2 separate regions of the Homo sapiens genome follow, and region 2 is linked to region 1. A link is an interaction called in ENCODE POLR2A ChIA-PET data of the cell type or tissue named here. Cell type or tissue: OCI-LY7. All regions are shown on one strand. Links, peaks and the distances in the headings refer to the core of each region. The heading gives the core; the rest is flanking DNA. Region 1 overlaps VPS45 (vacuolar protein sorting 45 homolog). Region 2 holds the start of SF3B4 (splicing factor 3b subunit 4).

Region 1 (2,912 bases), core at 125-2,624:
GTATAAGAAATTCACATGTAATTTTTACCTGTGGAGTATAGTGAAAAAGGAGGAAGACATATCCTTAAATTATATACACATACACACACATAGTTTTTGTTACAGTATGATAGCTTTGTTTAGGAATAGAAACACAGTTGTTCAGCTGAATTATTTTAGTAATTAATATTTTTAATCCTATAAACATTGGTCTCTAGTCCCTTACCAGTGATGTAAGTGGAGAAGCTTGCTTTTCAGTGTGTGACTCAAGACTTCTCAAGGTTGACTTTTTAAAATCAGGGTTGGGGTTCTGCTTTTTTCCACCCACCTTCCTTCTATACATGGAGTCAGGAAAACACCCTTGATGACAGCACAAACTAAAAAAAGCAGTAGCATTAATCCACTCTGTTAGTTTCTGGCACTGCCTCTGTTTATACTCATATTGGATTGTGATTGTGTATCTGTCTCTGAGAGTCCCTTAAGGTAGGAATCATAACTAAGGTGTACATTTGTACACCTAGTTCAACACCTAGTTCATAATGGATGCTCATTAAACATTTGTTGAATTGGATTGAATTGAACTGAATTGAACTGGACTATGGCACCAACGGAGAAGGGGATTTTTGAGTTTGCTTTTAAGTGAGATTGATTTAAAATGAATTTAGAAAGAAAAATTATTCTTTTTGTTTTGTTTTTAAACATAGTCTAAATTTGGGGTACAGCTAGCAATATGTTCATTCGCCATAATTTTTTAAGCATTCTGAGCAATGACTCATTAGAGTCCCCAAATAGTTTTTTTTTAAGTCATAGTGGCCCTAGGAAACAAAATTAGGCTGGTAAATATAAATAGTAAGTGTGTTCTCATTATAGTCAGGAATGTGGGGTCTTGTTGATATACAGAGGAGGATCTTTATTTCTTCCCTTTGTAGCAGAGTTGGAAATGAACCAAAGATCCCCTGATAAAATTCCTATAGGGCTTCCCAGCACATTTATTTCATTCTTTCTAGAAGTCATCAAGACTTATTGTGTTATTGTTCAAAAAAAAATCAGTGCTACCTCATTTCCTAACACTTGTTTTCTGACCTCCAATTGTGTCTAGTCCAACTGGCCAAAAAGCCAGGCCAAAGATGTCTGTATTTCCATAGAGGAACAAATGAACTTAGCTTCTACTCCTTTCCCTCTACTTTGCAATTTTTTCTTTTGCAAAGGAGTTTGGAATTTAAATTCTCCAAGCCCAGAATCTTTCAATGCAAGATGGTAATAAAACTGCAAAACAATGGTAATAACTGGTCATTCCTCCAGTCCTCTGTCTTTTAAATATCTGTCTGCTCTGAGAGAGAGTCCTGAGCATCCAAATAACTTGTTGTTGTTGCTGTTGTTGTTGTTGAGACAGGGTTTCACTCCTGTCGCCCAGGTTGGAGTGCAATGGCACAATCTTGGCTCACTGCAACCTCTGCCTCCAGGCTCAAGCAATTCTTCTGCCTTAGCCTCCCAAGTAGCTGGGACTACAGGCACCTGTCTAATTTTTGTATTTTTTATAGAGATGGGGTTTCACTATGTTCCCCTGCCTGGTTTCGAACTCCTGGGCTCAAGCGATCCACCCGCCTCAGCCTCCCAAAGTGCTGGGATTACAGCGTAAGCCACTGCACCCGTCCATCCAAATAACTTTTATATTATAAAGAAGGCTGTCTTGCCAATGGGTAGCTATTTTATTCATTTACTCAGCATAACTTTATTGGATACCTCTGTGTTAAGCCCTGGAGATCTAAGGTGAGTAAGACTTCCCCCTACCTCCCAAGAAGCTCACAGTCTGTCTTGGCAACAATTATACAGTGCTAAGATAGGAGTGGGATAAAGTAATAACAGTAATTAGTTCAGCATGGAGGGGTCTGGAAGGGCTTTACAGAAAAAGTGACTTTTATGATTATGTATTTATGTATGTATGTATGAATGAGACCATGCCTGGCCAGAAAAGTGACTTTTAATCCTTAGTCTTGAAGAATAAGGTTCTTGCCAGGCGCAGTGGCTCACGCTTGTAATCCCAGCACTTTGGGAGGCTGAAGCAGGCAGATCACTTGAGGCCAGGAATTTGAGACCAGCCTGGCCAACATGGTGAAACCCGTCTCTACTAAAACTACAAAAATTAGCCAGCATGGTAGTATATGCCTGTAATCCCACCTAATCGGGAGGCTGAGGGAGGAGAATCGTTTGAACCTGGGAGGCAGAAGTTGCAGTGAGCTGAGATTGTGCCATTGCACTCCAGCCTGGGCAACAGAGCAAGACTCCGTCTCAAAAAAAAAAAAAGAAGATTTCAGCAGAGAAAGAATAGTCAAACATAGGACATAGTAAGAATAACTACTTGAGGTAGGAAAGCTCATGACGTGTTTAGGAACAGTGAGTAGTTGGGCATGGATGGCATAGAGGCTGCACTCTGAGAGATGGAACAGACAAGTGGGAAGCAGTATTGCAAGATGCTGAAAGGCACAGAATCTAGAGCCTGGATCTGAATCCCAGCTGAGCCACTTACTAGCTGTTGTGACCTTGGCAAGTCACTTAACCTCCCCTCTATAGCTTTGTTTCTTCGTTTTTTAAAATGAGGATAATAGTAGCATCTGTTTGACAGGGCCGCATGCATATATGCATATATACACACACATGGCTTTAAACGGTGCTCAGAACAAAATGAATATAAGTATTCTTTATTAGGGCACATTATGAAAGGCCTTGAACTGTACATTTTCCATAAGTAAAAGAAAGGTTTTAAAGCAGAAGAAGGGAGAGTATACAACAGGATATAATCTGTATTTTGTTTTATTTTTTAATTTTTTTTTTATTAGAGACAGGGTCTTGCTCTGTTGCCCAGGTTGGTCTCAAACTCCTGGGCTCGAGCAATCCACCCGCCTCAGCCTTCTAAAGTGCTAGCATTACAGGCC
Region 2 (2,912 bases), core at 19-2,518, 210 kb before region 1:
AGAATTCCACAAAGCCATAGCCTGGAAAAGTGGAGAAGAGGAGGTTAACAACGTAAGTAAAGAGACTGAAAATGGGGTAAAATTCATCTACCCTCTAATCACAAAGAACAAGAAAGAAACAACATCACTTTACTTAAGAATGGTTCCAGAAATAAACTGAAGAGAGGCTTAAAAGAAAAAAATCTTTAGGTTGCTCATGTTATTCCAAAACAGTTGTGAATACTGCTGGGACCCTCCGGGAGCAATTCGCCCCTTGTCATGTACTCACCTTGGTGCTGGCCAGTGACTCTATCCTTTGGCATGTGGGTGTTGACTACTGGTCCAGCCTGGAGAAACAGTTCCCACAGCAGCGGTTCACTAACCTTCTCATCCAGGCCCCCCACGTACACAGTGGCATCTTGAAGGGAGGGAGCAAAAAGAGCAAGCGTGAGAGTGTAACGGGAAGGAAGGAAGTGATGGAAACATGAAGATGGAACCCAACCAGGGGAACTGGGGACCGCGGTAGGGGACAGGAGCAAAAAAAAAAGTTTAAACCCTTAAACTTCTCTCTTCCCAGGACTTCGGGAATCCTCTGAAGTCTAATTTAGTATTGTGAGTGGGTTTTTTTGATTTTTTGAGTGAGAAGTCAGCAGGGGACCGGACTTAAGTATCACACCCAGAGGCCTCAGCCAGCACCCGGCCACCCCGCCCCCAACAGGCAGAGGGCCGGTCTCGCGCCCTCTGGGGAAGGGAGGAGTCCAGTCTCCCACCCCTGCAGAGACACTGCTGGCTGTAGTCGGGGCCTCCTAGCCACGCTGAGCCCATTCCAGACTTTCCCCCTCCAGTTACCCTGATTCCGCTCGGAGATCGGCCCGGCAGCCATGGCGAAAGAGATCCCGCCGTCTCCCAGCAGCGGTTCCGCCTTCTGACCTCAGCACGACTTCCACTTCCGGGGCGAAGACGGACGTAGCGGTGGGCGGGGCCGCGGAAGAGGAGGTGCCTGGAAGCGGCTGCAGCCATCTTAGGAGCCTCCGAAACTTAACCTGGGTCGGGCGGTAGAGTCCTCGGCTCGCGTCCTGAGGTGCCGCTGCTAGTTGTCTTAGCGAGGAGGGCGGAACGGAAACGCTCAGGCCCTCTTAATGCACTGCTAGACTTGAAAGAATCACACTGCTCTCAAAAGTGTAAATTCGAAAGCTAAAAGAACAAAAATTTCAGTTTTAATATATTTTGTGGACAGTGATTCTTCTTCTGTTGTCCAGAGAAGGATGTGCTGAAGAGTTCCCCCCAACCCGAGGACTTGGGGGCTTTCAGGCGCAGAGGGAGCCTTCCCTCTCGCCTGCAGCCTTCTTGCAGATTTGGCCTCACAACCCTGATTTGGGCTGGAGGTATTTGGTTTTCCCTCAGGGGAGGAGACTGCGAAATGTCTGAGCTTAGAGTGACGTCTGCGCTCACCTCGTCCTAATTGCATGGGGAGGGTGAGGGCTGCTCCGCGTTGGTGTGTGACCACAGCTGAGGGGTGGATGGGATCGGAGCTCTAGAGTCTGGATCTCTAGAACACTCTGGCCCCATCTGCCTCTAAATGGGAGACACACACAAGAGAACCCTTTCCCCAAATTGCACTTGAATTTTGCAGAGCCTCACCAAACCCAGTTCCCCTATTTCCTTAGCAATAATATGGTGGATGCCTTCCTCTCTTGGGTCATACACCCCTTTTACCCACCACTTTCCTACCTAGGAGAATCCTTTATTCAAACACAAGAAACAATGCCAGCAATGTGTATAAATACTATGCTTTAATGAGCCCCTTAAATAGAAATTCCACTACAAAAATACAGAGGAGATAGGGTGTTTCCTGTATCCGCCTCATTCCCATAGAAAACTATAAGGGAAGAAATAGAACTTGGAATTAAAGCAGCAGCAAGGCGAGGTGAGAATGCGATTTCTAGGCCATCTTGTTGGGACTGATGAACAGCATCTCTGATCTCATGATTTAACATCTGGTTATCCAGAAGGGATGGGATTGGCCTAAAAAAACCGATCAATTTCTGGATTGTTTTTGTTTCTTAATCCTTCAAATGACAAGAAGCAAAAATATTTGTAGAAACTAAGCAAGACAAGAGTTGGAGCAGTTAACACCACTATCTGCAGCAGAAACTCAGACCTTCTTAGTGAACTTAAGGGCTGAAGTGTGAAAGCTGAGGCTGCAAGTGCAGATACAAAAAAAAAAAAAAAAGATTAGACAGAACCCTCCTCTACCCCAGATCCCCCTCTGCCCTGCCTTTGAGAATGCCAGCAATTTCAGTGGGATTGAGAATGGTATGTGGATCTCTTTTCTTGGAGTGATCCTCAGGAGATATTCTTGGTGTCCATTTCCGTAATAACTCCTGAAGATGGGATAGCTCATCCTGGAGGCCAGAGATTGTGGGAGCTGAGAGGCCCATCTGGGGAGGAGGCAAAGAGGAACAGAGAAGAATACTGTTGTAGCTCTGGCCCCCTGCTTCTCTGCTACTTCTGGTGTCTTTAATTCTGTTTCCCCTTTCAGCTATGCCCTAAATTCCACTTAATCTAAGCCACAAGCACTTTCCCGCACCTCCTACACTCCCAAACCTTGTTTGATGCCAAGAGGAGTAGAACTTCACTTCCCAGACTCCCAGAGGCTTCAGCTCCTTGCCTTTCCAGCTCCTGTTCATCTGGTTCAGCAGAGTCAAGTCCCTTGTCCCACTCCCAGTCTATTTTCCCTTCTTACCTGGACCTCAGGCCTTCCCCTCAGGTAGCAGCGTCTCCAGAGCCTGATCTGGGGTCCCAGATACCCAGGCAGCAGCAGCCCTGGAGGTAAAGGGCAAGCTCCCCAATGTGAGGGGAGACCCCATTCCTGGTCAGCCAGGCTTTCAGAGGAGATAGCAGGTCGAGGGAGCCAACGAGAAGAGACTGCC

The links. Peaks named below come from ENCODE experiments on the same cell type or tissue, not always from the same donor. Only the 100,000 strongest peaks of a DNase experiment are listed, where the experiment ranks them.
Region 2: POLR2A ChIA-PET joins it to region 1 with 10 read pairs; 6 of 35 experiments call an interaction of 5 or more read pairs at or near these places.

The regions. Positions count from the first base shown.
Region 1 is chr1:150,141,318-150,144,229 of GRCh38, forward strand. The region is part of intron 14 of VPS45 (vacuolar protein sorting 45 homolog); the gene reads left to right. Among named protein-coding and RNA genes, the nearest start is that of PLEKHO1, 7.1 kb to the right of the region's middle. In OCI-LY7, for the core only: no CTCF peak of the experiment used is centred there; no DNase peak of the experiment used is centred there.
Region 2 is chr1:149,926,898-149,929,809 of GRCh38, forward strand. SF3B4 (splicing factor 3b subunit 4) reads right to left here and starts at 906. Exons shown (of 6, transcript NM_005850.5): 1 at 829-906; 2 at 269-397; 3 at 1-21. The coding sequence starts at 862. It overlaps MTMR11 (myotubularin related protein 11), which reads right to left. Exons shown (of 17, transcript NM_001145862.2): 16 at 2,726-2,912; 17 at 1,754-2,420. The coding sequence ends at 2,232. RefSeq lists enhancers at 703-1,082, 2,217-2,286. In OCI-LY7, for the core only: no CTCF peak of the experiment used is centred there; DNase peaks (open chromatin) are centred at 964 and 1,414; H3K4me3 peaks cover 2,201 bases; H3K27ac peaks cover 1,711 bases.